Regions from separate parts of the Mus musculus genome. Here region 2 is linked to region 1. A link is a loop called in an ENCODE intact Hi-C map of the cell type or tissue named here. Cell type or tissue: left cerebral cortex. All regions are shown on one strand. Links, peaks and the distances in the headings refer to the core of each region. The heading gives the core; the rest is flanking DNA. Region 1 overlaps Ehbp1l1 (EH domain binding protein 1-like 1). Region 2 holds the start of Mrpl49 (mitochondrial ribosomal protein L49).

Region 1 (15,296 bases), core at 3,640-11,639:
AGTCTTTGCAGCATGTTAGATGTTCAGATTAGCTGTCACTGCCTGGCAGTGTCCTCAGACTTTCCTGGGGGCCCACTGCCATCATCCCTTTAGAGTGGTGGCCAGTGGCCCTGGGTTTGAGGAAGTAGAACCCTGCCAGACCCTGCTCAGAGCCACTGAGTGCAGCAAAGGGCTGTCCACAGCCTGCCTACCTCTGTGGGTGGGTGGTGTCTAATGGCAAGCTGACCCTGTGCTGCTCTGGCCTCACTCCTCCCATTTACTGTCAGTCCACCTCTGCCTCTCCCCTTCCCTTAGGTCCTCGCACTTGGCTAGTTCCTCCACCTGGAGCCTTCTCTGCACACAAAGCCACCTCCTCCACTCCTGCCTCTGCTCAGATACCCAACCTCAAAGAGACCCCAGGCAGGCTCTTTTACAGCCCCCTAAAAGTCACTTACTCATTTATTTTCTTACACACACACACACACACACACACACACACACACACACTTAAAAAAAGATTTATTCATTTTATGTATGTGAGTACACTGTCGCTCTCTTCAGACACACCAGAAAAGGACATCAGATCTCATTACAGATGGTTATGAGGCACCATGTGGTTGCTGGGAATTGAACTCAGGACCTCTTAACCCCTGAGCCATCTCTCCAGCCCCTGTTTGTTTGTTTTTGTTTTGTTTTGTTTTGTTTTCTTTTCTTTCCTTTTGAGACAAGGTCTTACCTTATAGCCCTGGCAGTCCTGGAATTTGCTATATAGACCAGGCTGCTCTAGAACTCAAAGACCTGCTTCCATCTCCCTCTTAAGAACTAGTATTAAAGCTCTGCACCAGCCAGCCAGACTGACTCCTTCTTGCCTATACTTTTCATCAGTCTTCCTTGCCTCTGAGCCCTGAGTCATTCTCCTTTGCTTTGCCCTCAGAACAGGGCTGAGCTTCTAGAAGCTCTCCACAAGCATCTCTGAACAAATGAACTTCTTTACCACGGAGACTTTGTCTCCCCAAGTTTCTGTGTGTGCACATGTGTGCATGTGGCTATCCCTGTCTCTCACCGTCTTTTTCATAGGCCCCACTGGGCTTCGATATTCCAATCTCCACTGTCCAGGCCTTTGCCCTTTGGTCCCTGCCCCACCCTACATGAGCAGCTCCACCTACACCCTGTGGCCCTAGATAAGATGCTGCCCATGCCCTCTCCTTGGGAAGAGGACTAGGGAGACCCCCTGGCCCCTAGGGAGCCAGAAAGAAGAGGAAGAGAAGATGGGGAAGCTGGATTGAGCCTAGCTAAGTGGTGCTTCCCTATTCTCCCTCCAGGCAGCCTGACAAGCTGGTGGTGGTATGGACTCGGCGGAACCGAAGGATCTGCTCCAAGGTGAGGAAGACTGCTGGGGGCGAGGTGGGGGGAGGGTTCCAGGTTGGAATGGAGTCAAAGATGGGCCAAGGAGAGATAGATGGAAGCTGATGGGGGAGGGTAACAAGGTTCAAGCCATATTGGTTTCTACAGGGAGAAAGGAAGATAAGGGCTCGGTGGTGATAGGGAAGAGTTAGACTCAGGAGAGGGCTCCTCCTGCCTCTTGCAGGCCCACAGCTGGCAGCCTGGCATCCAGAACCCATACCGTGGCACCGTGGTATGGATGGTTCCTGAGAACGTGGACATCTCGGTGACCTTGTACAGGGTGAGTGCCCGGAGCTCAGACATGGGCAGGCACGGCAGAGTGCAGTGTCGCTGGGTAGCCATGGGGCACCCCTGGAGGGTTTTCACCCACAATGAAAGAACCAAATCGTGGAACCAAAGATTTTGTGAGTTTATTGCAAGTGGCTGAAGTGGTCTGGGAGGGGGCAGTATTTACCCAACCTGTAGTAAGAAAGTCATCTGGGATCAGAAGCCAGTTGAGAGCCCTGGTTGTTCTTCCAAAGGATCTGGGTTCCATTCCTGGCACCCACACGGCAGCTAATAACCATCAGTGACTCCAGTTCCGGGGGGGGGGGGCGGATCAAACACCCTCTTCTGTCCTTTAGGGGCAATGCACAAATGTGGTGCACAGTCACACATGCAGGCAAAACACTCATACGCATAAAATAAAAGATAAATAAGTATTTTAAAAAGAATATATGTATGTGTATGCACACACTCACACACACACACACACACACACACACACACACACACTCTCTCTCTCTCTCTCTCACACACTCCGAGAAGCCAGAGTGCATCCCAGGAGGGAACACCCGCCCCACCCCCAGCCAGTGCAGATTGTTGTTCTGGTGTTGCCCCTGGAAACCCTGTGCTCACCCGTACTCCCCTCTCCAGGACCCTCATGTGGACCAGTATGAAACCAAAGAGTGGACTTTTATTATTGAAAATGTGAGTGACTGGGTAGGGTGGACCTGTGATTGTGATCTCAGGGCCTCAGGATAGCAACTGATGCCCCTTCCTCTGTCTTCTCACTCCCCCCCCCCCCCCCCCCGCCCACAGGAGTCCAAGGGACAGCGGAAGGTACTGGCCACAGTTGATGTGAACCTAGCCCACCATGCAGGGCCTGTGCCTGCTCAGGTTCCACTTCGACTGCGGCTGAAGCCCAAATCTGTGAAGGTGGTGCATGCCGAACTGAGCCTCACCCTTTCTGGGGTGCTGCTGCGAGAAGGCCGTGCCACGTGAGTGCCCACCCGTCTTCCCCGGCACTCCCTGGCTTGTGACCTCTGACCCCAGCCTTCGATCCTCATCTCAAACCCACAGGGATGATGACATGCAGAGTCTGGCCAGCCTCATGAGTGTGAAGCCTAGTGACGTGGGAAACCTGGATGACTTTGCTGAGAGTGATGAGGAGGAAGCTAATGGCCCTGGGGCTCCTGAGGTCCGGACTCGAGGCCCCCAGTCAGGTGGGTTCACGGTCACCTATGGGCTGACCTGCCAGGACCCAAGATGGATGTAGCATTCCCAGGTCCCAAGTGCTGGTTGCTCTGGGGCAGGGCTAGCTCGTGCATGTCCAGTGACAAATGCTCAGTACTACCCAGCAGCTCTCATTGTCCCAGCTTGGTCCTGGTCTTGTGTGTTGTGCATCAGTCTTAAACAGAATCCTGCAGAATGTGTTCACAATGTCATCCTGTGTTCCTGGCCATCTGATCTCTAGGTGGTCCCTACCAGGCCTGAGAAGCTAGGTCACATGACATGTGGGCTCCTACCCCCGCCCAGTCTGCCTCCCTCCCCTCTGCTGTCCCTTCCCGCTCCTCCTTTAGAGCCTTTTGTCCTTGACTTTTGTGGTTCTTTCTCACTCTTTCTCTTTCTGCATCTGTGGGCCTGCCTCTTCTTCAAGGCCGGGGCTGTGCCCCAAGACTGGGACGTTTCCCAGGTAGGCCCTGAACTCTAGTTGGGGTCAGGGTGGGGCCAAACTGTAGAGTCCTGCCCTGACCTGATTACACCCCTCCAATGAATCCCTCCTTCAGATCTGTCTCGAGAGCTGAAGACACTCTGTGAAGAAGAAGATGAAGGCCACATACGGCCCCAGCAGGCAGGTGAGACTTAGCCTGGGACTGGGGTTGGGGACTGGACCTATGTCACAATGCAGTCCTCAGTGTCCCCTCCCTTTTCCCCTAGCTGCCAGACCCTCTAGTGCTGAAGACACCAGCCCTGCCCCAGTGAGTGCCCCTGCACCCCCGGTCAGGGCCTTCCGGGGCCAGGGGTCAGAACCAGCTGCTATAACCGGGGGCCAGGTGGGGCCTGAAACCCCAGAGCCCCCGCCATCCCCACCAGAGACAAGGTAAGGATGATATCAGCTTCATTGCTGTTAGAAGTGGATACACACATCCCAGTCTGCACCCTTCCCTCTACTGCTATAGCATGCTAAAGAAGAAAGGAAGGCTGAGCATGGTCCTAAAAAGAGAGCCCTCAACATTTGTTTCTGCTCTTTCCTCAGGTCCACTGGGCAGCCAGGCCAGACCATGGTCCCCACCCCAGCCCCTCGGCTCCGGAAAGGCTCTGATGCACCCTCGTCCCCAGTCCCCTGCAGTGGGGATGAGGTCCCCAATACCTCAGAGGATCCTCCAACAGGAATGGGCTCTTCTGGGGAGACCCAGGCTCAGATAAGCTCTCAGGAAGGGACAGAGGCCCATGAAGCCAGGCCAGAACCAGACATTGAGGTCAGAGGCTCCAAAGATTCTCTGGGAGGAGAAAGATCCAAAGTTGAAGAGGAGGACACTGGGGACAGGCCGGGGGCTAGTGGGGCAGGGAATAGAGAGAAGAACACTAAGAAGTCGGACACCACAGCCGGCGAGGCTGGAGAGAGCTCAGAACTTCATCAAGTAGATGCTGAGCACAAGTCAAAGGTTCAACACAGAGCCACAGAGGGACCAGAGGCTGCAGGGCCGACGCCCAAGGCAAGGCTTGGGGACACTCCTGAGGCCCCTCCTAGGAGTGCTCAGAGGAGGATGGGGGTTAGGACCCAGGAAGAGGCTCCCAGTGACCTGAACCCACCTCCAGCTGAGCCTGAAGAACATCTAGGGGACCTCAGGGATGCCAGGCCTGCAGGCCAGGAGAAAGGAAGTGCAGAGGTGAGGGGTAAAGTCCCTGCTATTGGGAGGGCAGGCCCGGAGCAGGGCTCCTCTGCTAGAGCAGCAAGTGCTGGGCCCCAGGTGAGCTGCGTTCAGACAGTCCCATCAGATGGCCAGGGGGTGAAATCTAGAGATCAGAGGGCTCAGGAGGCAGAAGTTGGGGAGTCAAGGGTTCTAGAAACAGAGGCTGAGTGGGTGCCATGGGAGGTTATAGGGACATCAAAGACAGATGCTGGGATACCAGAATCCCTGGATACAGAGGCTGGCACAGCAGAGTCTGAAATATTGGAGGCCCAGGAGTCAGAAGCAGCAAGGTCAGAGGGCCTGGAACCCGAGGCTGCTGGGACAGCAGAGTCTGAGGTGCTGAGGACCCAGAATAACGAGATCGTGGTTCTGGGGATGCCGAGGACAGGGCCTGAGATAAGGGAGCCTGAGGAATTTGGGGAAACAGAAGTTGGGGGTTTTACAGTTCCAGATACCAAGACAGTGATAGCAGAAACTGAGATATTAGAAACCCAGGGGGTAGTGGATGGTGAGGCTGCGGTGCTGAAGACACAGGCTGAGATATTGGAAACCCAGAAGACAGAGGCTGGGGAGGCAGAAGCGGGAACACTGGAGTCCCAGAAGGTAGCAGCCGAAGGTTTGGGGGCTCCAGAAGTGGGGGCAGAGATGGCAGAGGCTGAGAAATTGGGGGTGCAGGAGACAGAGGTGGAGATTTGGAGGATTCCAAGAATAGAAACCGAAACAGCAGGAACTGAGACATTGGGGATCCACAAAATAGGGCCCCCACAGATGCAACCTAGACTAGTAGGGGACCAGGAGACCGATGTTTCAGTGATGGAGACAGCAGAAGATGCTATACTGGGGACCCGGGAGATATCAGCAGGTTGTGGAGTACTTTTGATAGAAGCAAAGATACCAGAATCCAAGATTGACAGATCCCTGGAGACAGAGGAAGGAGATTTAGGGGTTCTAGAGGTAGATACTGGGATAGCAGAGGCTAAGATCTTAGGGATACCAGAGAGAGCACCAGGGGTTCAGAAGGCTCTGGGAGCTGGAACTGAGGTAGCCAGGGTCTTGGAAGCAGAGGCTAGCTCTTCAGAAGTCCCAGAGACAGACGCTGAAGAAGCTGAGACACTGCAGGCCAAGGAGCGATCTGAGAGTTCTGTGGCGCTGAGAGTAGTGGCCAACCTACCAGAATCTGAGCTCTTAGGGACCCAGAAGAAGGTGGGAGGCACTGGGATATCACAGAGAGAGGTTAGAGAGGCAGAGACCGAAATCCCAAAGACCCAGGAAATATCATCTGAGGGTTCAGGAGTTCCAGACTTGGAGGCTAAGATGGAAGAGTCTGGGAGGAAAATGGAGATTTGGGAGACCCCAGAGGTAGAGAAAGTGAATTCTGAGTTATTTGGAACCCAGAAAGGCTCAGAGATCCCAGAACTAGAAACTAAGACCATAAAGTCTGAGATTCTGGACACCCAGGAGACAGAAGTAGGGGGCTTGGGGCTTCGTCGAGGAGAGGCTGAGAAAGCAGAAGCTGAGATGTTAGAAACCCAAAAGACGGAAGCAAAGACAGCTCGGGATGAAGAAATAGAACTAGTGGATCCTGGGGTCTCCAGTCCAGAGGCTGAGGCACTGAGGGTCCAGTGGGCAGGGACTGTAGTTTTGGAGTCTGGGGAAGTAAAGGCTGACATTTTGGGGGTCCAGAAGCCTGGATCTTGGGGAGCTCTTAAATATGAGGCCTTAGATGTCCCCGTAACTAAGCAAAGGCTTTCTGGGGCCAAGGAAGTGGTGCCAGAGGTACCCAGAGCACAAGAGCCAGAAACTAAAGTTTTGGGGATAGTAGAGGCCAAATCTTGGACTTTGGGGCAGCAGGAAGCAGAGATGGAGGGGTTTGAGTCTCCAGAGAATAAATCTAATATTTTTGAGGCCCAGGAAGCAGATTCTGGGGTCTTGGGAACCATGAAGGGGAAAGAAGCTGTTGAAAGCCTCGAGGAGGCTGGCCTGAGTAAGGCACAAGTGGCCAGTGAGGCAGGGGCTGGGGTGCCCAGGCCCTCAGGGGCCTCTTCCCTAGAGGAACCTGAAGAGGACAGGAGGCTGCCGGGCAGCCAGGTAGGGTTGGGGGCCACTGTGTGCCAGTCTGCTTCTCCCACTAACCTGGGGCTGATTGAACAGTGGCTCTGCATGGACCCACCCAGTGGACTAAGATGTGGGATTTTTGGGAGGCGGGGGGGGGTGTTTCAGTTTCAAGAAGGTCCATCATCCCTCCACCCCCAGGATGCCCTGGCCCTCGCACCCAGCTGGGCTGCATGGAGCTGCACCCCCTAAGCTGATTTTCTGAGCTGACTTTGAGGTGTGGCTGCGGGTGACCTCTGACTTCTAGGTCACCTTGGCAGATAACCCCACTACCCTAAGCTGGAAACCCTTCTGCCTGGCCCAATGCTCTTGCCAGTGCTCTCTGGTGACCTTGTAAGCTCAGAGCTGGGATGGTACTGTGCCAGGCCTGAGCTTTCCCCCAAAAGGCAGAGGACGTAAGTCATCAGAATACATCTTCTAAGTCAACCCTTGTGTCTCCAGGCACCACCTACCCTGGTCAGCTCCAGCCAGTCCCTGTTGGAGTGGTGCCAAGAGGTCACCAACGGCTACCGTGGTGTCTGCATCACCAACTTCACCACGTCCTGGCGCAATGGCCTGGCCTTCTGTGCTATTTTACATCGATTCTACCCAGACAAGATGTGAGCTGCCAGGGGTGGGGGGATGGGTGGGACGTGAGACTGCTAGGACACCAGCGACGTCCGTCCATTCCTGACCAGCACTCTCTCTCTGCAGCGATTATTTCTCCCTTGATCCCCTCAACATCAAACAGAACAACAAGCAGGTGAGATGAGGAGGGAGCTGTGGCTGGAGATAAGATCTAGTTAGAGATTCAAGCTGCTGGCCTGAGAATTGGGGTCTGAGGTGCAGGGCCCTGGCCTGGCTTTTAGAAACTTTAAAATCTTTTTGGTTATTAAATTGTTTGCCCTAGTTTTGTTTTGGTGTTCTAAATTTTAAAAGCATGTTTTCGCTAGATTTTTAAATCATCCTTTGATAACTGGGTGGGCGATGTGTAGTTGCTAGGTAACAGCGAGGGTGGGCCTTGATGTCAGATTTCCCTCTACTGGAGGGCGAAGGCGTTGCTAAGCAAATCCTGGCTCAAGAGTCTCTGGGACCCCCTGGGCTGGCTTGGGTCTGGAGGGTTGCTGAATTGATGCGGCTTCTGATCAGATGCACCCTTTCTAGGCTTTTGATGGCTTCGCTGCCCTGGGTGTGTCTCGGCTGCTCGAGCCGGCGGACATGGTACTTCTGTCCGTACCTGACAAGCTCATCGTCATGACGTACCTGTGCCAGATCCGTGCCTTCTGCACTGGGCAGGAGCTGCAGCTGGTGCAACTGGAGGGCGGCGGTGGCTCTGGCACTTATCGTGTGGGCAACGCCCAGCCGAGCCTGCCCGACTGTCTGGACGCAGGAGACCTGGCGCAGCGATTACGCGAGCATGGGGCTGAAGTGCCCACAGAACCTAAGGAGGCTGTGAACCGCGGGACTGGGGCAATACCAAAGGTGGCCTCCAGGGACACGGACCTGAGCTGCTCCTCTAAGGATGGGGAGGCAGAGGTTGCCCAGGAAGCAATCCCTCAAGAGGCGCCCACCGACGGCCCTAGAGCCAGGTCGTCCACAACCCCGGTGGTCCCTGCAGAGGGGCTGGTGAACGGAGTGGGGGCGTCAGGTGGTGTGAGTGGTGTGAGACTGAGACGGTCCTCTGTCAATGGGGAGGCTGGGCCAGTACCTCCACCCCGAGCACATGGCTCTTTCTCCCACGTGCGGGACGCCGATTTGCTAAAGAAGAGGCGATCGAGGTTAAGGAATAGCAACTCTTTCTCTGTGGATGACCAGGACTCTGGAGCTGCAGTTGGAGCAGGGCCTGCAGGGCCTGGAGCTGTGGTGAGTACCCCTACCCTGCTGCAGCATAGGATAGTGGGGAGCTTTCAGAAATGGGTCCCGAGCGGCCCCAGTGTCAAAGCAGGGCATGGGCGCAGCTTTAGAAAAGCCACTTTGCTGGATGCTGGGTCCCCTGCTATGGTATCAGGAGACAAAGCCCACAGCCGAGATAGCCTAGACTGTGTTGCCAGGTTTGTATATGTGAGTGGTTTCTAACATTTGGTACCCAGTTTGTAGAAACATGGTCTGTATAGAAAGCTTGCAGATGGCTCCAAGTTTAGTACTGGCCTTTTGGGCCTTTTCTTTCTCTCTGTGTGGCCTTGGGCGTCACCTAGCAACTACAGCTCCCCCCCCCCCCCTAGTTAGGGACAGGGATACCGTCCTCTAGTGGCCTCTGGAGCTCCTTCTAGCCTCCAGATTCTCTGAGTGGAATATTTAACTACTGAGGCTTAATGAGAGTTAGGAGTGGGTCCTCTTGCCTGGGAGTGTTGTTCTCTCTCTCTCTCTCTCTCTCTCTCTCTCTCTCTCTCTCTCTCTCTCTCACACACACACACACACACACACTGCAGTGTGCTAAAGGAGAGAAGGTACTACAGGAATCTCAGGGACTCAGGATGAACTCTGGCTGCAGACTTTTGATCTGAGGGTGACGGTAGAAGGGGCCACTTCACCCTGCAGCTGCCCACCTGTGGTCCCATGTTTGGAGGGCATCAACTGAGAGCAGCTTTGTGGAGGAAACAGCTGGTCCTCAAGTTAGTAAGATAGACAGTTTTCCCTGGTGAAAAACAGGGGACCAAGGAAATAGCCCAGGGGTAGAGTGGTTGCCCAAGAGGTCCTGGTTTCAAACGCCAGTGTCACTATCTAACAACAAAATGCTGGGCTTGGTGGAGGATGTCTGTAATCTCAGCACTTGGAAGGTTGAAGGAGAAAGATCAGGAGTTCAAGCCATTTCAAAACAAAATAAAACAAAACATTCCATGGCCGGGTGTGGGTGTGGGTACGGGCGTGGGCGCAGGCGCAGGCGTGGGTGCGGGTGGGCTTAGCAGTAAAGCGTTTGTGGCACAAGCCCCAGGACCTCAGTTAGGATCCCTAGCACCATGTAAAAATCCTGTACCAATCCGGGCTTCAGGTTCAGTGAGAGATGCTTTCTCAAAAAATAAGGTGGCAGGCTGATGGCTTATCAGGTGACCTGACCTCTATCCCTGGTGTCCACACGGTGGAAGGAAAGAATCACTCACACAAGTTGTCCTCTGACTGTCACCCATGTCTTGGGGCACACAACCTACTTCACCAATACATAAATAAATAAATCTGATAAGAAAGAAAGGAAGCAAACAGAGTGGAGTGTGATGGAGGAAGACAACTGGTACACACACACACACACAAATGCACACACATACACAGATGCAGACAGACACACACACACAGATGCACACACACACACACACACACACACACACACACACACAAATAACATACAAGACAAGAGAGAGAAAAGAAAACGGGAAGGAGTAGTTCTCAAATGAGGAGACCTCACTCAGGCAAAAGGGCAGCCTCAGGACATTCAGGTCTCATTTAGGGACCTGACAGTCATGCTCATGAAGTCCCCAGATAGCAGTGAGGTGGTTGGGAATAGGAGCCCTGAGGGAAGGTCCAGAGACACAGGAACCTGGGAAAGAGAGGTGGAAAGGCATTTCCTTCAAAAGGTGGAGGTGGTACTTGCAGCCCAGCTGGCTAATGTAGGTCAGTGGCCCTTTAAATCACAAGGGGCGGGGTTCACCCTTCTGGGCTGAGTCCCACAGCTGGTTTCTAAGCCAGGCCCTCCTTCTGCCCTTACTTCACTGGAGCTATTTGAGCAGTGGGACCAAGGAGCCTTTCTCATTGGCCGACTTTGCCCTGACAGTTTTAGGAGGTTGTTCAGCCTGACCCCACCCTTGGAAGCTCTCCAAGGCCTGGAGTAGGATGAGATCAGGCACCTGGAGGCTGAGGTGGGGTGGAAGCAGCTGCATGAGAAACATGGGTGCTTTTAGGGCAGCCCCTTGAGGAAAGTATAGAAAGAGGAATCTGGGTCAGACACGAGGAGGAAGTTTTGGAATTCCCATCAGGGCTGTGTGAGTGAGCACAAATGTGGCTGACCTTAGCACACTCAACCCTCTACTTGGCCTACTCTGCCAGGTGGGCCATCTGTGCCATTGCCTGGCTTCCCACAGTATCCCTTACAGGGAGCCATGACTCCTGCTTTTTAAGGGTGGGGATAGTGAAGTTGAGGGAGATAAAGAACCGAGGCAGAGGGTTGCTGTTGCTGCTGCTAACCTGGGTTCTGAGACTGTGGTGTCAACTGTCGCCCTCTGCTAGCCCCCCTCCCCCGAGAGAGGGGGGGTCCTTTTCCCCTGAGGATAAGATCAAAATTGTGAAAACCCTTTGCGAAGTGGTATGAAACCATACTATGTGGTATCAAAATTGTGAGCTAAATGCTGCCCTAGATGCCTGGCTGGAGTCCTGCATCGGGTCTGGGCTCTATCTCCAATTTTACACACAAAGATGCTATCAAGCCCAGTGGGGCAGTGTGTCCAGGCTTGGATCAAGTTGGTTTCTTTGATTGCTTGTTTTTGTTTTTTTGTTTTTTTGGTTTTTGTTTTTTGTTTTTTTCTTTTTCTTTTAACCTGAGACAGGATTTCTTTGTGTGTATCCCTAGTTGTCCCAGAACTCACTCTGTGGACCAGGCTGCCTCAAACTCACAGAGATCTGTGTGTCTCTGCCTCCTGAGTGCTGGGACTAAAGGCATGCGTCACAACTGCTGGGCTGGGAACAAATTTTGCGTTAGACAGCCCTAGGCCATAGATCAATTTCTATGGCAAACTTCATTTCTGGCTTCCTACTTTATTGTCTGCAGAGTGAGACTAACCACTGCCTCTGTGGTCCCTAGAGAGACGGGAGTGCTCGGCAGGGGTTGCCTTTAGTTGATGTACCGCATGTGCTAGACTCCTGGGCTAGCTAAAGGGAAGATGGCGCAGGGTTAAGAGTGAAAATTCCTCTTACAAAGGATCTGAGTTTGGTTCTCAACGCCTATAGCCAGTGGCTCACAGCTGTAGGCCTGTAACCAGCTCCAGAAGGTCTGACAGGTTCTTCTGCCTTCCGACGACACCTGAGCTCGTATGCACATACACGTGACTTAAAAATACAATAACCAGGGCTTGCAGGATGGCCTAGTGGTTAAGAGTGAGTATTGGTCTCCAGAGGACCCAAGTTCAACTGCAAACATACAAAAGAGGGAGTGAGTTCACAATAGTCTGTGACTCTGGTTCCAGGTGACCTCGTGCCTCTGTCTCTAAGGGTAGCCACATCTGTGTGGCATGCACACACAGGGGGATCTCCGTGAGTTCGAGGCCAGCCTGGGCTACAGAGCAGGTTCCTGCCAGCCGGAGCTACATAGTCACATCCTGTCCCAAATACACAGGCCGACTGTAGTTAAAGAGGATGCAATAACCAATAGCACAAGGAGGTGTGTGGGGTCTGAGCAGCCATGAGGCCAGGAAGAGAGGCAGAGGTGGGGAGGGACGTGCGAGGGGCCACCTGTAGGAGGGGTCCAAGCTGGGCCAGGAAGGTCGAGTTGGTTTGGAGCAACTCAAGCTGGAGAGTGGTTTCAGGAAGCTTTTTAGGGAACTGAAAGTCCATTGCTGTGGCCAGAGGGCCTTGTGGTGGTAAAGGAATTGAGGGTGTAGCTCCCGAGGCCTGAGCACTGAGACTGGGCGCTGACACGGGGTATGGAGAGAGCTACAGCAGAAGTAGATGTTTTGGGGAGGCCTCGCAGCTTGAGATGGACGTGAATGATGGTGGCGGGTGGCACCACCGCTATTCCTGTCCAGACAGGATAGCACCTGAGCAGCATGACTTGTCTGATGGGCACACGTTGGGGTGAACAGTTGACTAACTCCTTTAGGTTCTACACCTCTGAGCCAGAGAGTGGCTGAGAGTGTTGTCCAAGGAGCCAGGCTGTTAGAGTTAAAAGTTAGGCCCCAGGGGCCAAGAGCACTGGCTGCTCTTGCCGAGGACCTGAGTTTGGTTCCCAGCACCCACACTGGGTCACACTGTAGTTTATAACTCCAGTTTCCAAGAGATCTTTGGGCCATCTGACACCCCCTTTCTGACCTCTGCAAATATTGGACACCAGTACACCACATACATACATGCTGGTAAAACACTCATACCATAAAATAAATAAATGTAGATTGTTTTTAAAAATAATTGGGCCCTAGTAACAGGGAATAGGGAACAATGGGGGCCAGACTTAAGCCTTTCCATAACAAAATTCCTTAGTTCCTGCAAAGAGCATTGTAGGCTCTAGATATGAAATCCTAGCAGGTAGGAGGGTGCCCCCTTCTGGCCAGAAGGTAGATGCAGACTCAGGGTAGCCTAGCTCCTGATGGGGTAGCTCTGTCGCTGCTCTTTGAAGGGATGGGGAAGAGTGGAAGGAAAGGGTTCCTGCTGTGTCTTTCCCACTGACTTACCCTAAAAGAATTATCAACTCAATGCCCCGCAGGAGCATTTGGAGGCAGAGAGGAGGATGACCCCAGGCCCTCGGGTGGGAGTGAAGGCATGGCTTTTCATTGAGGAAGTCCTTTATCCTGAAGGAGGTGCTTGTGGGACTGGAGAAGCAGCTGGACCAAAGCTCCTCCCTCTGCTGTGTATTAGAGTCCTTAGTTGTCTGCAGTGACTTTGGGAACTAAAAAACCCCAGCTCTCATTAGACTCTTTCCACAGGAAGGTCCAAACCCTGCCTCCAGCCCTGACGCTAACCCACTCCCAGCCCCAGCCCCACAGCAGCCGCCCGGTAAGTAGTTTGGAAGATGGGGGTGGTGACAGAGCTCAGCTCACGATGTTCAGGGATCCTTCTGGGCGCTTTTGGGGACTTCTGCTAACTGGAGGGACCTGTCCTGGTTTTTGTCTGCAGGTGGGCCCCCTCCTACTGAGGAGTCATCACCCAGCCTGGGGGAAGAGACAGGCCTGGTAAGGAGAGTTAGGTGGGCAGAGTTGGTGTGGTACTTTCTGAGCTGGCCTGGGGTGAGCTCACCTGTCCTCTGCCTCCTTCCTTCCCCTTCTAGCAACGGTTCCAGGACACAAGTCAGTACGTGTGCGCAGAGCTGCAAGCCCTGGAGCAGGAACAGGGACAGATAGATGGGAGGGCCGCTGAGGTGGAGAAGCAGCTGAGGAGCCTCATGGAATCAGGTGGGACCCCTGATTTTGGGGCTCGCTCCTCAACAGCCTCCTCCCTAAATCTGCCCAGCTCTGCAGCAGCTCCTGACCTTGAGAGGAGCTGGGAGGAGATACCACTAGAGTCCCTTTGGTGGTCCCAGGAAGCTGGTTGGTGGGATGTAGCTGAGACTTCTGAGATACCACAGGAAAACAAGCGCTCCCCACCCCCACCCCCAGCTGCTCTGCCCTGTCAGGAGGCATCTCTGGTGACTGGTGACTGTCCTGGCCTGATTCAGGTGCCAACAGGCTGCAGGAGGAGGTGCTGATTCAGGAATGGTTCACCCTGGTCAACAAGAAGAATGCGCTCATCCGGAGGCAGGACCAGCTGCAGCTGCTGTGAGTCTGGCTTTAAGCCTCTTGCTGCTAGGCCTCTGCCCGCCTGCCCGCCTGCCCGCCCAGCTGGCTCAGGGCTGCCCAGACAGCAGTGAAGCTGAGCTTACTTTGGTTAGAGTTACCTGGCCACTTCTTTCTCCTTTTTTCAAAGATCTTTTTGGAGAGATTTTGCATAGTCATTTTATTAGTATTTTGTCTTGTCTAACTGTATAAAAACATACATCTCTTTTTTTTTTTTTTTTTTTTTTTTTTTTTGGTTTTTCGAGACAGGGTTTCTCTGTGTAGCCCTGGCTATCCTGGAACTCACTTTGTAGACCAGGCTGGCCTCGAACTCAGAAATTCGCCTGCCTCTGCCTCCCGAGTGCTGGGATTAAAGGCATGCACCACCATGCCCGGCTCATACACCTCTTTTTTTAAAAGATTATTTATTTATTTAATGTATGAGTACACTGTTGCTGTCTTCAGACACACCAGAAGAGGGAGTCAGATCTCATTACAGATGGTTGTGAGTTACCATGTGGTTCCTGGGAATTGAACTCTGGACCTTTGGAAGAGCAGTCAGTGCTGTTAACCGCTGAGCCATCTCTCCAGCCTACACCCCCGCCCCTTTTAAATAATTTATTAATTTTATTTTGTGTACGTGGTGTGAGGGTGACAGATCCTCTGGAACTGGAGTTACAGACAGTTGTGAGCTGCCGTGTGGGTGCTGGGAATCGAATCCCAGTCCTCTGGAAGAGCAGCCAATGCTCTTAGCCACCAAGTCATTTCTCCATCACCAAGGAGAGTTTGTTTGTTTGTACAAGACAGGACTTCTCTGAGTATGTGCCCCTGGCTGTCCTGGAGCTCTCTGTGTAGACCATGCTGGCCTTGAACTTACAGACATCTGTCTGCCTTTGCCTCCTGAGTGCTGGGAATAAGTCACGCACCATCACTGCCTGGCGAAGCATATACGTCTTATGTTGGTACTCTTTAGTGAGAAATCAGGCCCTCCGCTTTGACTCTAGCTTTACAGTTAGGAAAATGAGCTGAGAGTAATCCGAGCCGGTTCAGAAGTGGGGTGGCAAGCCCCTCTCCCCATCCTTGCTCTTACCGACCTGCATGCCAGAGGCAGCTTTGCTTCCTGTTTGCAGTTTGAATCATTTCCTCAGAACAATGTTAGCATACTTCTTTCTTCTAAATAATCCTAAGAGGGGTGTGGATT
Region 2 (15,296 bases), core at 7,297-15,296, 340 kb before region 1:
AGATGAACCAGGAAGGCTCTGTGGTTCCGTTTCATTAGCTGTATTTCTAGGTCTTGAGACCATCCCGACTGCCACGGGGAGGCAGCTGCTGGTGTCTGGGTGGTGGGGTATGGTTCGACACCCCAACTACCTGGGAGATCTCATCATGGCTCTGGCATGGTCTTTGCCCTGTGGTGAGTGGGTTTTGGAGTAGGTCGGTGTGCCTGGTGGGAGGACTGACTAATCAGTTAATGGAGGTGGACACAAAACCTATGACCCGACACCCTGTGTGCCATCAGCTGTGAAAGCTTTTATATGAAATGGGTGCTAGTGCCTGATCATGCAGCCCCTTCCCACCAGGGCTATCCCATGGGTCCCTTCCCTCCAGGGCTATCCCATGGGTCCCTTCCCTCCAGGGCTATCCCATGGGTCCCTTCCCTCCAGGGCTATCCCATCTGCTGCCCTACTTCTACGTCCTCTACTTCACTGCACTGCTGGTGCACCGCGAGGCCAGAGATGAGCAGCAGTGCCTCCAAAAGTATGGCCGTGCCTGGCAGGAGTACTGCAAGCGTGTGCCTTACCGAATCATACCCTATGTCTACTGAAGCAGGTCCACCTAAGAGGTTGAAAGCAAGAGGAAGCCACTGCTTCCAGAAGGAAAGTATTTTTCCCTGTTGAATAAATGTTTTCAACCTTTCCTGTGTTTTTCTTCTATCCTGGGGCCAGTGACTTGAGGCTTGGGGGTGACTAGTTGACTAAGGAAAGCTTAGAAGTGGTTTGTGGGTCCAAAAGTCTGACGAGGAGAGACAACTGGGCACCTCAGGCCTGGGGGATGTGATGTAGTTCAGTTATAGAGTGCTTGTGTAGCACACAGGACGCCTCGGCTATTCAGCACTGTGTACATTAGCAAGGTGGTTAACCCCTGTAACCTCTCACTGTCCAGGTGGGTGACAGATCAAAGTTCCAGGGTCATCCTCAACTACACAGTAACTTCAAGAGAAGCCTAGGACAGGGCACTATCTTTACGGAAAAGGCACTGCTGACATTCGGGCAGACCAGACACATCTTTATTAATGACATGGATACCCAGTTCAGCCAGGGAGTTCCTCAATGAGAGTCCTTGGAGTGGGTGGCACTGGGCCTCCCCAAAGCCGTTCTAACTCTCCAGTAAGCGTTGCCATCTCCTCAGCTGTCACAGCATGGGCTCGGTGGGCTCTGGCACAGTCTAGCGCCAGGGGTGTGAGGGCAGCCTCGTTTTCGTTGGTCCAAGCCAGCAGGAACTGGCACTTCTTCCGAGCCCGGTAAAGTCGATCTCGCTCTCCACCAATCACAGCCTGCTTCCGGGCTCGTCCCAGGGTCTGAGCTAGGTGCCCCAGTGCTGTCAGAGTGTAGCCTTTCTGATTGACTGGACCCTCGCCCAGCAGGATTCGGGCAACTTCTTGCATAGCACCCCGCGTACCCAGGGGCCCAGGTGGGTGCTCGCCCGCTTCCAGTACGTGGGCTGCGGCCTGCAGGGCTTCCTCTGTAGAGCCAAAGACTTGCTGGGCTCCCAGGGCCCCAGAAACATCGAGCAGGGTGGCACAGAAGTCAGAGAGTAGCGCGTCGTCGTCCCCTCCATGATACAGGGCGAGAGTATGAGCGTAGGCGAACAGCACGTTGGGCAGCTGGAAGCGCACCAGCGGCGATGCCGGGCTGCGGCTCAGACTGGCCAGTGCTGGGATGCGAGCAGGCAATGCTAGCGGTCTGGCGGCACAGGAGTCTTCAGCAAATGGCTCTGCGGCAGCGGCATCATCCCCAGATTGCAGCGCGGTCCTCGCAGGGGCGGGCTCCGGCTCCGCAAGATCTCTGTTCGCGGCATGATCCAGCTCCTCCAGCAAACGTGGGCCGGTGCCGCGGCCCCACCACCAGGGCCGCCACGGAGGCAGAAGGCGTCCGGCTTCGCCACGGCTCAGCAGCCGCTCGAACGCCGCCTTCTCAGCCGGCGTTAAACGTTCCCAAAGTCCAGAAAGGCCGCCCGGCCGCGCCCCGGGCCCGAGGCCTGCTTCCTCGGGCTCATCCTCGGCCTCGCGTTGTTCGCGCAGCCGGCGTAACGCGCCCGCCAGACGGCTGGGCGAAGCGCTTCGGCCACGGAGCTCTCGCAGCACTTGGTCGCGGTAAAAGTCTTCGGCGCAGGCGCCGTGCGCCCGGTAGCAGCGCAGCGAGCAGTAGGGAGCATTGCAGCGCGGGCAGGTGTAGCGCGCAGGCAGCGCTTCCCCGGCCGGGCAGAAGCCGCAGAGCCCAGCGGGCTCCATGGAAACTGGTGCCGCCTGTCCCGTATCAGCTCCGCCACTTCCGGCGCTTCTTTGGTTATTTCCGCCTTTATGTGTGGGGGTGGTTGGCGGGCGTGGCCTCCTTTCCGCACATTTCCGAAACTTCTCGGTAACTTTCGTGTCTCCAGTACTTCTTTGAGCAAGCGCAGAAGTCGTCCAAACTCTTCCAAAGGAACAGGTTTGCTCGCCGAATTTGGGAAAATCATGTCGCTAATCCCAGTTTGTTCTTTATGGTTGTACCAAATTGTACAAAAATAAACTACCTTTTAAATAACAAAACTAACCACCACCACCACCAAACAACACACCAGGGTCTTAGCAGGGCGTAGTGGCATACGCTTTTAATCCCAGCGTTGGCAAAGGTAGTCTGATTTCTGTGAGTTCCTGTAGTCAGTGCTTTCCAGGATACAGCTACATAGTCATGCTCTATCTTGAAAAAAGAAAAGGCCAACAAAATAATAACAACAGGCCGGACAGTGGTGGCGCACGCCTTTAATCCCAGCACTTGGGAGGCTGAGGCAGGCGGATTTTTGAGTTACGAGGCCAGCCTGGTCTACAGAGTGAGTTCCAGGACAGCCAGGGCTACACAGAGAAACCCTGTCTCGAAAAAATATTATTGATAATAATAACAGACAAAAATAAATGAATAAACCCGACATGTTTAACAAATCTGGAGCTCAAAATACGTAACACGTAAGCATATCAAATTGAGGCCAGCCTGGGCCTATGTGAGACCCTGAATCAAACAAACAAACAAACAAAAAACAACAAAACGATAACGAGGGGCTGGAAAGATGGCTTAGCAGTTAAGAGCACTGACTACTTCCAGAGGTCCTGAGTTCAAATCCCAGTAACCACATGGTGGCTCACAACCATCCATAATGAGATCTGATGCCCTCTTCTGAGGTGTCTGAAGTCAGCTACAGTGTACTTACATATAATAAATAAATCTCTTTTAAAAACCAACAATGTGGGCTGGTGAGATGGCTCAGTGGGTAAGAGCACCCGATTGCTCTTCCAAAGGTCCCGAGTTCAAATCCCAGAAACCACATGGTGGCTCACAACCATCTGTAATGAGATCTGACTCCTTCTGGAGTGTCTGAGGACAGCTACAGTGTACTTACATATAATAAATAAATAAATCTTAAAAAACAAACAAAAAAAAAAAAACAATGTTTTCCCTCAAGTTGTGTTGAAATTTAGTTTGTATTGTTAAGCATTATGAGGTCTATAGAGGGGTAGATGGGTGATCTGCCTTAGTGGATCATCTATAGGGCATGCCTGTAACAAAAACACTAGTGCCGTCATAATGGAAAGTGAACCAACACAAACCCAAAAGCTGTCTGGCAGAGCCCATAGAATCTGTACCTTTCCAATACCACTTGTCACATTTCTGTATTTCGGCTCAGCTATCCTTTCAGTAAACACATCCTCTGTGATCTTCTAAGGATTCCTTGTTTTTTTGTTTTGTTTTTCAAGACAGGGCTTCTCTGTGTAGCCCTGGCTGTCCTGGAACTCACTTTGTAGACCAGGCTGGCCTCCAACTCATAAATCCACCTGCCTCAGCCTCCCAAGTGCTGGGATTAAAGGCGTGCCCCACCACTGCCCCCCCCCTTTTTTTCCTACTTGAGACCAAGGCACTTTGCTAGCCTCTAGTCACAGCCTTACAAATGAAGAAAACATAAGAAGTCTGGACACAGTGGCTTTATTAGCATGGCAGGGTGGCAATAGGACTTAGGAATTGGCATTGGGGCCCTTCTTCTTCCCAAAGGTGGGCACAACATTGACAAAGCGCCGGTTGTACTGCATTCGCCTCTTGGCCCGGCCTGTCTTCTTCTTCTTCTTTTCCTGTTTGGCCACCTGAGGAAAGGAAGGACTGATCAGACCCTGGGTGACCTCTCCCATGCCTGCCCACCAGCTTCTCTCCATAAGAGAACACAGACGGGAAATCCAAAGGCCTTCACTTGGCTGTGATAGAAAGAAACAAAGTCCAAACACCAATCACTCACCTTGGGAGTCTGACCTCTCACTTTTCCAGCCCGAGCCAGGGAACCGTGAACTTTACCTGTGTTAGGGGTGGGGAAAGGGATCAGGTTAAGTAGCAAGGTCACGCCCAGAGCAACTCTTCCTCCCTCAACTCTTGAGCTTTTTAATGACAAGTTGGGCCCAACAAAGAATGAAAGTTGCACAGGCTTAGAGACAGGGTCACAACATAGCTGTCCACGTCTTGTCTTCCACTTCAAGTCACAACCAGTTTGTGCAGTGCTGAGAGCTGACAGATACTAAGGCAAGGACTCTAAAAACCAATCCATACTCTTAGCTAACATTCTACACACAGAGCAAAGACAGGAGGAGCACACTGAGAACCTAATAACAAGACTTTAATTATTATTACTTTCCTTTTGCTTTTTTCCTAGACAGAGCTCCTCTGTGTAGCCCTGGTTGGCCTGGAATTCACAGTGATCCGATTGCGTCACTGCCTCCCTACCACCAGGTTTTAGTGGGGATACTGAAAACCAGACTTAACTATCACTACGATCTAAAGTCCCTAGAAGGCACAAGTATACTATCAGAGAAAGGACCTATCACATGGTTTACCTACAGACATTCCATTAGCTCTGAAAAAAAGCACTCACCTCCCAGCATGCGGCCTGCTACTTCCAGAGTGGTCAGGGCCTCTACGCCACACTGGCCTAGGGTGGCCTCATCCTCCAGCGGCGAGCCTGCCAGAAGCACGACTTGATCTTCGGGGGCAATGCCTTCCAGGGAGGCCACATGATCCTTAAGGAAAAAAAGGAGCAATGTTTATAAGTAGACAAACTTTCCCCGTGGGCCTGGAGGTAAAGGAGTGCAGTTAGGAATCAGGGATCAGTACATACTTACTTTGATCTGGGCGACCGTCTCCTGGCCGGTCACCTCGAGGGTGTGTAGTTCCTGGGCGCGGACAAAGAGCTGCATGTTGGCTACTGAAGGAAGAAAGGCTTGTGAGTGATGATAGGGAGCAGCCCAGGAGAAAGGTCGCGGTACGGTAATCAAGGCGGGGGATTGCGCGGTCTCCCATGCGGAAGGCCAGGCTCGCCGGGGACCCGGATGGAGACGGAGCGAAGGCCGCAGAACCGCCCTTGTACTTTGCCTTCCCCGCACCCTCTGAGCCCGTAGACCGCTGGCTACCGAGCGCTCCTGGCCCAGCAGTCCCCCGTGTCTCACCTAGCCCGCGGACGCCGCTGCTGCTACCGCGAAGATGGAGTCAAGAAAGAGGAAGAAGTGGGGGCGCGCACGTCCTCACCGCCTGCTGCGTGTGACGTCACTGCAGCGCGACCGCGCGGATCGCTGGTGGTTTGTACCGCCCACCGCCGTCCCAGCCCGCCCCTTACGCTGTACGCAGGCGTTCGGTCCTTGTGGCCTGCGCGCGCAGAGGGAGGCGGGGCGAGCCCGGCTGCGCGCGCATATGACACTCAGTTGAGGCGCCAAGATGGCAGCAGCGGTGTTGCGAGCCGCTTTGCAGGACTGGAGGAGCTGCCTCGGTCGGAGCTACGGGCGACGGAAGCTGGTAAGAGCCCGGTGGACAGAAGGCTGTGTGTGAGCCTCACTGTTGCTCATGACCACCCTGAACTTCGTATTCCCTCACGAGGCCTTAGATTTGCTATGTACTCCGCTTCATTTTATGGAGGGTAGATTGAGGGTGGAGAGGGCAGGTGCAGAGCCTGGACTGCGCTTGGAGAGTCTGGGTTTGGGAATGTGGCTGCCGCATCCCAAGAGTTGGGTAAGACCGAGAGCAGCTGTATGTCCCCGCTCGGTGCCTGATCGATCAAGCATGTCATTTCGGAGTTAAAGAGTTTCAAAAACATGTTCAAAGACAAATACTGAAGAGTACTGTATAGGTCAGTCGTATGCTTAATCGGCTTTTCCGGATTATGCACGTTTGCCATTTGAGTCCTGGAGAGGTCTTGGGATTCTGACTGAGAATTTTCTTTCAGGTCACTCCCACCCCCACCCCCGGTATCATGCACACTAAAATATCCAAGTCTGGTGCTTTTCTCAGTTCAAGTTTTTACTCATGCTTTTTTTTTTAAGCTAAAGTTCTCCTGTGTTAATTAAACTAAAGGAAAGATGGTTTGTTTTGCCTTAGAGCCAGACCCAGGGGCCTCCTGATAACCCCGGCTTTGTGGAGTCTGTGGATGAATACCAATTTGTGGAGCGCCTGCTCCCCCCTACCAAAATCCCAGAGCCACCAAAACATAAACATTACCCCACTCCTAGTGGTTGGCAGCCTCCCAGAGGTGAGTTGAACAATAGAGGCTTTGGACTTTCCAGTGGGTTTCGAAGTTCTAAGATGTAGGAGGGTTAGTATTGTCCTGCCCCTGGGGAAGGTACCAACAGCAGCACCCTATGTTCCTGGGGTGAGGTCTTACCTTGTAGTGAAAAAGCAGAGAAGACCCATGTGTGTGGAGTTCTCTTCTTCCAGTCCAACGAACCCTATGTAAATTCAACAAAATGGGTATCATCTCAGTATGTGAAACCTTAATGCAGAGTCCAGTGTGGGGTTTTTGTTTTGTTTTGTTTTGTTTTGTTTTGTTTTGTAAAGTCTCATTGCCAGTACAAGGTTTTAGGACAGTTGGAACTACAGAGAGACCAAGAGGGCTGAAGAGGTTGCTTGCTCATCAATTAAGAGCACTAGCTTCTCTTCCAAGGAACTCAGGTTCAATTCCCAGGACCTACCCACCTGGTAGCTCACAACCATGTGTAACTCCAATTCCAAGTGATCTGACAGCCTCACAGACATGTAGGCAAACCACTAATTCACACACACACACACACACACACACACACACACACAAAACCCAATAAGAATCCCTTTAACTCCCATCTCTTTGTTCCAGATGCTGTCAGCCTCACTGGGTCAATGGGAAAGGAGAGAGTAGTCCCCGAGCTGAGGGGTAGGGGGTGGGGGGTCCCCAAAGATGCAGGTAGATAGATACACACATACTCTAGTAAACTGCTTTTATTTGTTTTCTTAAAATATTTATTTATTATATGTGAGTACACTGTAGCTGTCTTCAGACACACCAGAAGAGGGCGTCAGATCTCATTACAGATGGTTGTGAGCCACCATGTGGTTGCTGGGATTTGAACTCAGGACCTTTGGAAGAGCAGTCGGCACTCTTAACCGCTGAGCCATCTCACCAGCCCCTTATTTATGTTTTTAAGTAAGTGTGTGTAACCCTGGCTAGCCTAGTTTTTAATCTGTGGATCACACTGGCTCCAAACTCAGAAATTCCACTACTGGGATTAAAGGAATGTGCCACCATGCCTGCCTTCATTTGTTTGCTTGTTTGTAGACAGGGTTTTTCTGTGTAGCTCTGGCTGTCTTGGAACTCACTTTGTAGACCAGGCTGGGCTCAGAAGCCTTTCTCAAGAAGCCAGGCTTTAAGCTGCTCATCAAAGTAGCCCTTGATTCGAAGGGTACCTGTCACCTCATTAACCTGGGTGATAGGTGTCTTTCCCAGCAGTGGGCTCAGAAATTCTTCCACATCCTTCTGTAGGGTCTGGGGAAAGATAAACTCCAGTCACCAGTTTCCAATCACAGGACCCCATGCCTCTTCCTCCAGAGTGCTGGGATTAAAGTGTAAGCCAGCATGCCCAGCCTGACTTCTAGGCATGAATAGTCGTGCCCACCTTCTTTTCTGTTGTGCACTTAGATGGTAGCAGGTCTATGTGGGGACCATAGGACCAAGGTAAAAATTCAGCCTTGACTCTATGAACTGAAGAACAGAGATGATCTGCAGTCTAAGGCAGTCTTGTCCATTAGGATTTAATACATTATAGCAGGTGCAGCAGGCCTGTAATCGCAGAACTTGGAGGTGGAAAGAGTTCAAGGTCTTAGCTATATAGAGTTTGAGACCAGCAAACCCTGACAGAGCCCTTTGCAGCTTCGGTGAGGGGAAAGGCCTTGGTTGAGGTGGATGAGGCTATGATAAGCTGGCTTTTTATACTGTATCCCTTTATAGATCCTCTTCCCAGCTTGCCCTACTTTGTTCGTCGCTCTCGGATGCACAATATTCCTGTCTACAAGGAGATCACACACGGCAACCGACAGATGACCTTGATTCGGAAAGTGGAAGGTGACATCTGGGTAAGTGGCTTGGGTGTGTACCCGAATCTTCCAGGGATGAAGGCATGGGGTCCTGTGATTGGAAACTGGTGACTGGAGTTTATCTTTCCCCAGGCCCTACAGAAGGATGTGGAAGAATTTCTGAGCCCACTGCTGGGAAAGACACCTATCACCCAGGTTAATGAGGTGACAGGTACTCTTCGAATCAAGGGCTACTTTGATGAGCAACTTAAAGCCTGGCTTCTTGAGAAAGGCTTCTGAGGCCTGATGGTCAGCCCTGTGGCAGTGCTCGCGACAGACTGGCCTCCAGAGAGGAGGTGGATTTGAGTCTCTGGAATGGGATACAAAAATCAGGGCTTAAGTACTTAGGATGAAAGGGCTTTGAGATAAGGCCTTGCTTTCATAAAGTACAAGTAGACCTGTGTGTCCATGTGTCCACTTGAGAGCTGTCCCAACATGGGAGGCCATAGCAACAATCAAGCTATCAAAAGCAGATATTAACTGCTGTATAGATAATCTCTTGTGCATTGTGTGGAAGCATCCCCTGTCAATCAAAAGCTGATGGCCAGTGAGCTGAGGCAGGACTAGAAGGCGGGACATCTGACAGGGAGATTCACCCTGGACTTGGAGGAAGCAGGATGTAGCAAACTGAGGAGAGGAAACTCACCAGCCATGTGGCAGGCGTAGTCTCGTTTAAATGGGTTAAATGGGTTATGAACTAGTGGGAGCAAGTCTAGTTTACGGCCATAAGCATTGCACATACAAATGCGCCTGTAAGTCATAATTCAGGAACTGGGCTGAGCACCAGTGGAAAAGCCTGAGATTACAAACTGCTGTCCCATTATAAACTTAATACATTTCCTATTGTTTGCTGTTCTGGAAGCGACCACCCAACCCTGTTCTGGAGGCTTCACAGCATAGACCCATCAAGGAATCAATCCTTGACCTAGAGCTCCTGCTATAGGCCGGGCGTGGTGGAAGCTATGGAACAGAAGACAGTACAGCAAAAAGACATGGACGGGAGTGGATGAGACAAGCAATATCTTAGGTTCTGAGTGCTGTACTAGGTAGGGTTGGGGAATCACCCTGTGACCTGTAATCAACTATACAGGGGTGTGAAGACAAAATGCAGACCTTTCACTTCTGGCGCCCACCTCACCAGCCACATGTCCAACCCACCATTAAACTGGCTAAACAATGTTAAACGGTGTTCAGAACCTGCCTACCCTGTGTGACCTCAGACCTAAGGTAGCTAGCGGTAGCAACCTCCCAGTGCTCTCTAGTTGCTGATCTCAGCACCCTCATCCCAGGAACCACAGGCCGGTCCATTCTTAGGTCTGTAGACTAAGAGCCCAGCCCTACCCTAGGTGACACGTTCTACCAATCATTAATGCAAGTTTTTATTGAGCTGTATATACAATTTAAGCTATTAAAATTTATACAATATTTACAAATTAAATAATCATCTGAAACTCTCCAGAAACTCCTGTAACACAAAACCAAAAGAAGGAAGCAGCAGCTAGGCCTTGGCTCCCTAGGCCTGGCCTGGCCCGGCCCGGCCCAGAGCTTGTTCTAAACTGCGAAGTCCAGGTACCTAGCCCCACACCTGCTCCTCCTTCCTGGGGTCAAGCATTCAAATTCAGAAGACAAAATTTAAGCCCAAAGCCAGTAGGTACAGAATAGTTCCAATCCTGACGACATCCCACAGGTTGGAGGTGGCCTGCCTTGGGTTCTGGGGAGCAGTGGTTTAAGGAGCAGCACACACCCTTAGCCAGGCCCACCAGGCAGTGGCTGCTGGGTGATATGGGGAAAGAGCTGGGGAGGGGCAGGGCAGGGTCCCTCGGTGCTGCCCGCCTGTGCCCCACCCCCAGGCACTCCTTTCCCTGAGTTGTGTGGTTGCCAGTAAGACATGGAAATGCCACAGGGCTTCGGGGGGCACAGCCACCATCACAAAGGGGTTCTGGGAAGACTGGGCTAGAGGAAAGAGACTGGTACCAGTCTTGGCAGGAGGGTGGGGCAAGGTCCTGGTCTGTCTTCAGCCCCTCTGGGTTTCCACAGTTGGGAACAGAAGCTAATACTGTTCGGCACTGCAGCATGGTCCCATACTCACAAGCAGGGCTTGGAGGGGCTTCACCTTCTCCCAGAAAGCATGGAAGAGAAGGCTTACCAGAGATTCAGCTTCTACTTTGAAGGCCCCAGTTGAACATGGCAGAAGTGGAGGGAGGTTAGAGCTGACCAGTATCTCCATGGCTGCCAGGGGCACTGGGGATGGATCGACTGGAAGCCCAGACACTTCTCCTTGATCCTCAGAGATCCTGCCAAGTCTTTCTCAACTGGGGCTATTACTCCCTGGTGCAAGCAGAGAGGGAGCTGGCACTTGATGGCAGGACGTGTTCCAGTGAGGGCCACTCAAGAGAACAGGGCCAGGTCTGGGCAGTGTCAGTGGGCAACAGGGGACTCCAGCTTCTGCAGGCGACGCCGGCGGAGTTCTGCAGCATCAGGCTCTCCATCCTCGGGAAGCTCCTCTACAATGCCCACTGACTCAGGAGCTAGAAGGAGAGGTCAGAGGTGAAGCCCAGAGAACCCTTCATCCCACCCCTAGAGGTTCCTCACTTACCAGGAGGCTTTTCTGCTTCAGGAATTGGTGGGGAAGCTCCCGGAGACGGGGTAGGAGCCTCAGAGCTGGGGGCGCTGGTGGAAGGGGCAGCAGATACCACTGTAGAGGCAGTCTCTTCAGTGGGGTTCACTGAAGTAGCTGGCCTGGGGGGCCTGCCAAGAGAAGGGACAAGAGGCCTGACCTTGGCCTTCTGGGCTGCACAGATTCTCCTACGACCCACCCACCACCATGAGCCTTGCAGGACAAGCTCTAAGGCAAGCTATCCTTGAGTCCTTGTGACGAGTAAGTATAAGTGAATAGGCGGATTGGATTATCAGGTAGAGCAATGAAAGGGTCGAGTAATTCGTCCCCGAGGATTCTGAATCACTTGCAGGCAGACAGCTGACACTTTCCTATTAGTCTTCAGTCTCCAGTGATAGGGTAGGCACTGAGCAGGTCAGAAGGCTAAAGCCTTGGACTCCGGCTTCCTACCAGGCCTCTGCACATGTCACGTGACTAGGGATTTGATTTCTATTCTAATATACAAGTCTTCAGGCAAGTGATGAGACTAGCACTTAAGCATGGGTCAAGCTGGCTTCAGGTGACTGTGATCTGCTCCCTCAGCGTGTCAGCCCTGGCAGCCGTGAGGTGATGAGTTGTAGCAGCGAATGTCAAAAATAATTTGAGCTTAGAAAAAAACAAGTAAATTTCACAGCCAGCTCACTAATAAATTGATCCTCCATGGCTGTGCAGATGCACTTCCTGAATGAAGGATGAAAGCAGGTAGAGTGGCCAAGAGCTCCTGTGCACGCCTGTAGACAGGTGGCCTGAATACAGGGTGCATGGGAAACATGTCGCATGGGAAAGATGTCAAAACCACATGGGACCTTTTTGGAGCGCTACTGAATGTGGCATGCGTACCCCAGGGAAGCCAGCACAGTGAGGTACTGGTTGATTTGAAGCATGGCAGCATCCAGTAGTGTGTGTATGTTGCGCAGACTCTGCAGCCGGGCCTCCAGGTGCTGCCGCTCATGGCCCTCTAGTGCTCGCAGCTCCTCTGGGGTTAGGCCAGCAAAGCCCGCAGGGGGCACAGGCATTGGGGGGAAGGCTGGCAGGAGATACAGAGGTCAGGCTGAGCTACCTGGGCCTCAGCTCTCCACCCCAGATATCCCAGAGAGTGGCCAACTTACCAAAAGGTGGAGGCAGAGGCATACCCATCCAAGGAGGAGGGAAAGGGAAGCCGGGGGCAGGACCAGCCTCTGGGCCAGGTACAGACCCAGGTGCTGGGGCAGAAGTACTGGTGCCAGCAGCTGTGGTGGTGGCTGCTCCACTAGGCCGAGAAACGGCTGGCAAATGCAAAATGGAAGTCAGTCTCCTGGTCTCCAGATCCGACTGCCACCCCCCAGCTGCCTTGGCATGCACAAGGCTCACCTGTACTGGTGGGTGGAGGGGCCGCAGCCTCTCCTGAGCTTGGGGGAGGCGGGACAGGTGGAAAGGGACCCATTGGGGGCCACAGTGGGAACATGCCTGGAGGAAAAGGAGGCAGGAGGCCCTGGGGGACTGCAGAGAAACAAACAGTAGTGAGAAGAGGCTGGGCTGACAGTCTCACCCCAGGCAGTGCGCTTGGCTACTAGGAGATCTCCTCCACTCTGGCAGGCCCTGCTTACCACTCATCATTTGTCTATTTCTCATCTTCTCACCCCTTCCTACCCAGAATGAGCTTCTCGGGGATTCCCCAGCACTGTCGGTACCCAGCCGAGGGCAAGTACCTGAGGACAAAGAAGGTCCTCTGTGGGCAAATGAAGGGCCACTTACAATTAGGGGGCTGTGGCAGCAGCGGTTGGGGATGAGGGGCGGGGGGTGGTCCTTGGTCAGCAGGCTCAGGAGGTGGTGGTGACTGGGCTGGCAACGATGCCCGCAGGACATCCATGCGGCATGTCGGGCAGGTCTGCTGTCTCTGGAACCAGGAGCGCAGGCAGCTGGGAGTAAGATCAGGCAGCGGTCAGCAGGTCCCCATGAGCCTGTGCCCACGATGCAGGTCTCCCAGACCTTCTCCCACCTCGTGTGAAAGATGTGGTTGCAAGGCAATCTCTTAGCACCAGTCACCATTTCTTCTCTGCAGATGATGCAGACATTATCCATTGCCTGGAGCTCCTCGGGGGTGGCATCTGGGTACCTGGTTAAGATGGCAGAGTCCATGTCAAGACCAGAACTGGAAGCACGGGGACCTCGGAGTTTGGGAGTAGCCAGAACAAGCCCACTTACAGTGTGTTCATGTTGCGGATGGCTCGGCGAGACATGATGGCATCTGTCACAGCTTTCTTGAACTGCCTGAAGAGACAAGTCAGTGAGTGAAAGAAGACATGGGAGAGACCAGTCTGAGGAAGTAAGGGACAAGGCTGGACTCACCTCATGGCCAGGTACATGGGCCTAATGGCAAAGAGTGGGAATGTGTGCACCTTGATCATGATGGTCATGAAGGCCATGTACAGCAGGACCTTGATGAAGCCTGAGGAGGAAAGGGAGAGCGCAGCTGGCCATAGGGCTGGCAGACACACCGACGGATGCTGCTGTGGACCGGAAGAGGCCTAGGAATCCGTTACCTGTAAACAGCTCCGTGTAGAGCATGTATACAGCCTTGTTGTCCCAGGGGTTCTCGCTCTGGAGGTCCACGGAGTGCAGCACATACTTGATGAAGATGGTAAGCACCATGGTCATCAGAATGGCGTACTGGAGGGAGGGACAGGAGATGGATGTGAGTACCAGCTTCCCCTTGCTCTAGCCAAGCTAGGCTTCAAGACAGAGGTGCAGTGATACCAACACAGGCTGCAGACACAGCTGGGGTCCTCCCAGTCTGGGACGAAAGCAACTGACTCTACCTCCAAAGCATTAACTGTCACCTATGAACACAGCACAGGGCCCAGCATGTGGTAAGCACTCAGCAGATGTGAGCTGGGACACGTCTCCTGGGTGATCTACCCAACAGTTTTCTCTTTTCCATTCATGACATCAGCCTCCAGGAAGGCTTGCTAAGGTACTTGGTCAAGAATCTTCTACACGACACCAGCCTTCCTTTGTGTCCTTCTGCAATAGCCTAGAAGTCTATGAGGGTGGCCAGGACAAGATGGCAGAGGCTCCCTGGTGGCCAGTAAGTGGGTAGAGACATGGCAGGCCCTCAGAAGCACTTGTGGGGTTGCTCACAGCACACGCAGGACCAGCTCAGCTTCTTCCCCCAAGCCAGTTTTACCTCAAAGCCAAATACCAGCTGCACAGAAGCCCCACGGGTCAGGATGCTGTGATAAGCGTGGCTGACGAAGAGGAAGTCCAGGATACCCAGGAGAAACATGAGAGCTGTGGAGACCCCCAAAGGGAGGGAATCGAGGTCAGCAGAGGCCTGACAATCACTTCCTGCTCCACGACAATCCCACCCCATGGCGATTGGCCCCACCATCTACTTAAATGTGTACACCTAAGCCGAATCCTCTGGGAACTACTTTTGCCCAGGCAGGGTGTTGGGGCAACCCAGGCCCAGGGGAGAAGGCAGAGAGCTGAGTGCCCAGGCAGTTAAGAAGCCCTGGAGTGGAACAGAGTAGAGACTATGCAAATTAACTTCTTAAATTATCTTTCCTGTGCAGCTGTGGATGGAGGGGCAGCCAGGGCTCTGGGTAGTGGCTCATAGGTTTTGACTTTTCAGTCTACTCCTCAGTGGCCTCTTTTCCCTCAAGTCACCCCCACCTCTTCAATGAGTCTCACTTACAGACGATGCGGCAGTGGAAGAGCCAGGAGATGTTGGGGCTGCGTTCCATCTGAGGCAGAGAGGGACACCATCAAGATGGTTGGGGTTGCCCCATACCCCAATCCACTGGCATGCCCATCAGCCACTCCCAACTCACAAAGTCCACACGGTCTTCAGCCAACCAATGGAAACATTTGAGGAAGAGGAGCAGCGTAAAGAGCGCCACAAAGCGAGGGCTGAAGTCATCCCGAAAAACGGTGAAGGCCAAACAAGTCTCAGTAACAGCGTACCAGGACCGTTCCAGAAGGTGCTGTGGGGTGAGAAGTGGATGATATGAAAACCAATCATTTGGGTACCCTCCTCTGAACCCTGTCCTTTGGGGCCACCAACATATTACCTCCATCTCTGCTGCCCTCAGCTGCCCGAAGAACACCTTGCCCATCACCTTGCCCAAGAGGAAGACAAGGACAAAGGCCTGGATGTACAGGACCTGGGGGTGAGGAAAGGTCGTGGTTTGAGGTTATTTTCTGCTTTCCCCTGCCTGGGGCTAATCATTCTGACAGG

The links. A loop is a pair of places that touch in the nucleus more often than their neighbours do. Peaks named below come from ENCODE experiments on the same cell type or tissue, not always from the same donor. Only the 100,000 strongest peaks of a DNase experiment are listed, where the experiment ranks them.
Region 2: a loop joins it to region 1, with 4 times the contacts of the local background. A loop is called at or near these places in 1 of 42 quality-filtered maps.

Annotation. Positions count from the first base shown.
Region 1 is chr19:5,709,013-5,724,308 of GRCm38, reverse strand. Ehbp1l1 (EH domain binding protein 1-like 1) reads left to right here. Exons shown (of 19, transcript NM_053252.3): 2 at 1,302-1,359; 3 at 1,568-1,663; 4 at 2,299-2,352; 5 at 2,464-2,642; 6 at 2,725-2,867; 7 at 3,432-3,500; 8 at 3,583-3,745; 9 at 3,902-4,124; 10 at 7,113-7,270; 11 at 7,365-7,413; 12 at 7,815-8,513; 13 at 13,271-13,340; 14 at 13,461-13,516; 15 at 13,612-13,735; 1 more. Among named protein-coding and RNA genes, the nearest start is that of Ehbp1l1, 9.7 kb to the left of the region's middle. In left cerebral cortex, for the core only: CTCF peaks have their summits at 8,139 and 8,908 (motif pointing left); DNase peaks (open chromatin) are centred at 7,728, 7,933, 8,391, 10,357 and 1 more place; H3K4me3 peaks cover 2,092 bases; H3K27ac peaks cover 1,904 bases.
Region 2 is chr19:6,048,201-6,063,496 of GRCm38, reverse strand. Syvn1 (synovial apoptosis inhibitor 1, synoviolin) reads right to left here. Exons shown (of 16, transcript NM_028769.5): 3 at 15,130-15,222; 4 at 14,890-15,042; 5 at 14,754-14,802; 6 at 14,244-14,347; 7 at 13,600-13,726; 8 at 13,406-13,505; 9 at 13,262-13,327; 10 at 13,056-13,172; 11 at 12,812-12,975; 12 at 12,428-12,556; 13 at 12,187-12,342; 14 at 11,918-12,104; 15 at 11,018-11,169; 16 at 9,779-10,949. The coding sequence ends at 10,840. It overlaps Mrpl49 (mitochondrial ribosomal protein L49), which reads left to right and starts at 5,742. Exons shown (of 4, transcript NM_026246.4): 1 at 5,742-5,838; 2 at 6,418-6,568; 3 at 8,297-8,421; 4 at 8,515-9,867. The coding sequence starts at 5,761. The coding sequence ends at 8,661. It overlaps Mir6988 (microRNA 6988), which reads right to left and starts at 12,163; the gene lies at 12,105-12,163. Fau (Finkel-Biskis-Reilly murine sarcoma virus (FBR-MuSV) ubiquitously expressed (fox derived)) reads right to left here and starts at 5,550. Exons shown (of 5, transcript NM_007990.4): 1 at 5,496-5,550; 2 at 5,172-5,254; 3 at 4,925-5,069; 4 at 4,298-4,353; 5 at 3,973-4,148. The coding sequence starts at 5,246. The coding sequence ends at 4,023. It also overlaps Znhit2 and Tm7sf2. In left cerebral cortex, for the core only: no CTCF peak of the experiment used is centred there; no DNase peak of the experiment used is centred there.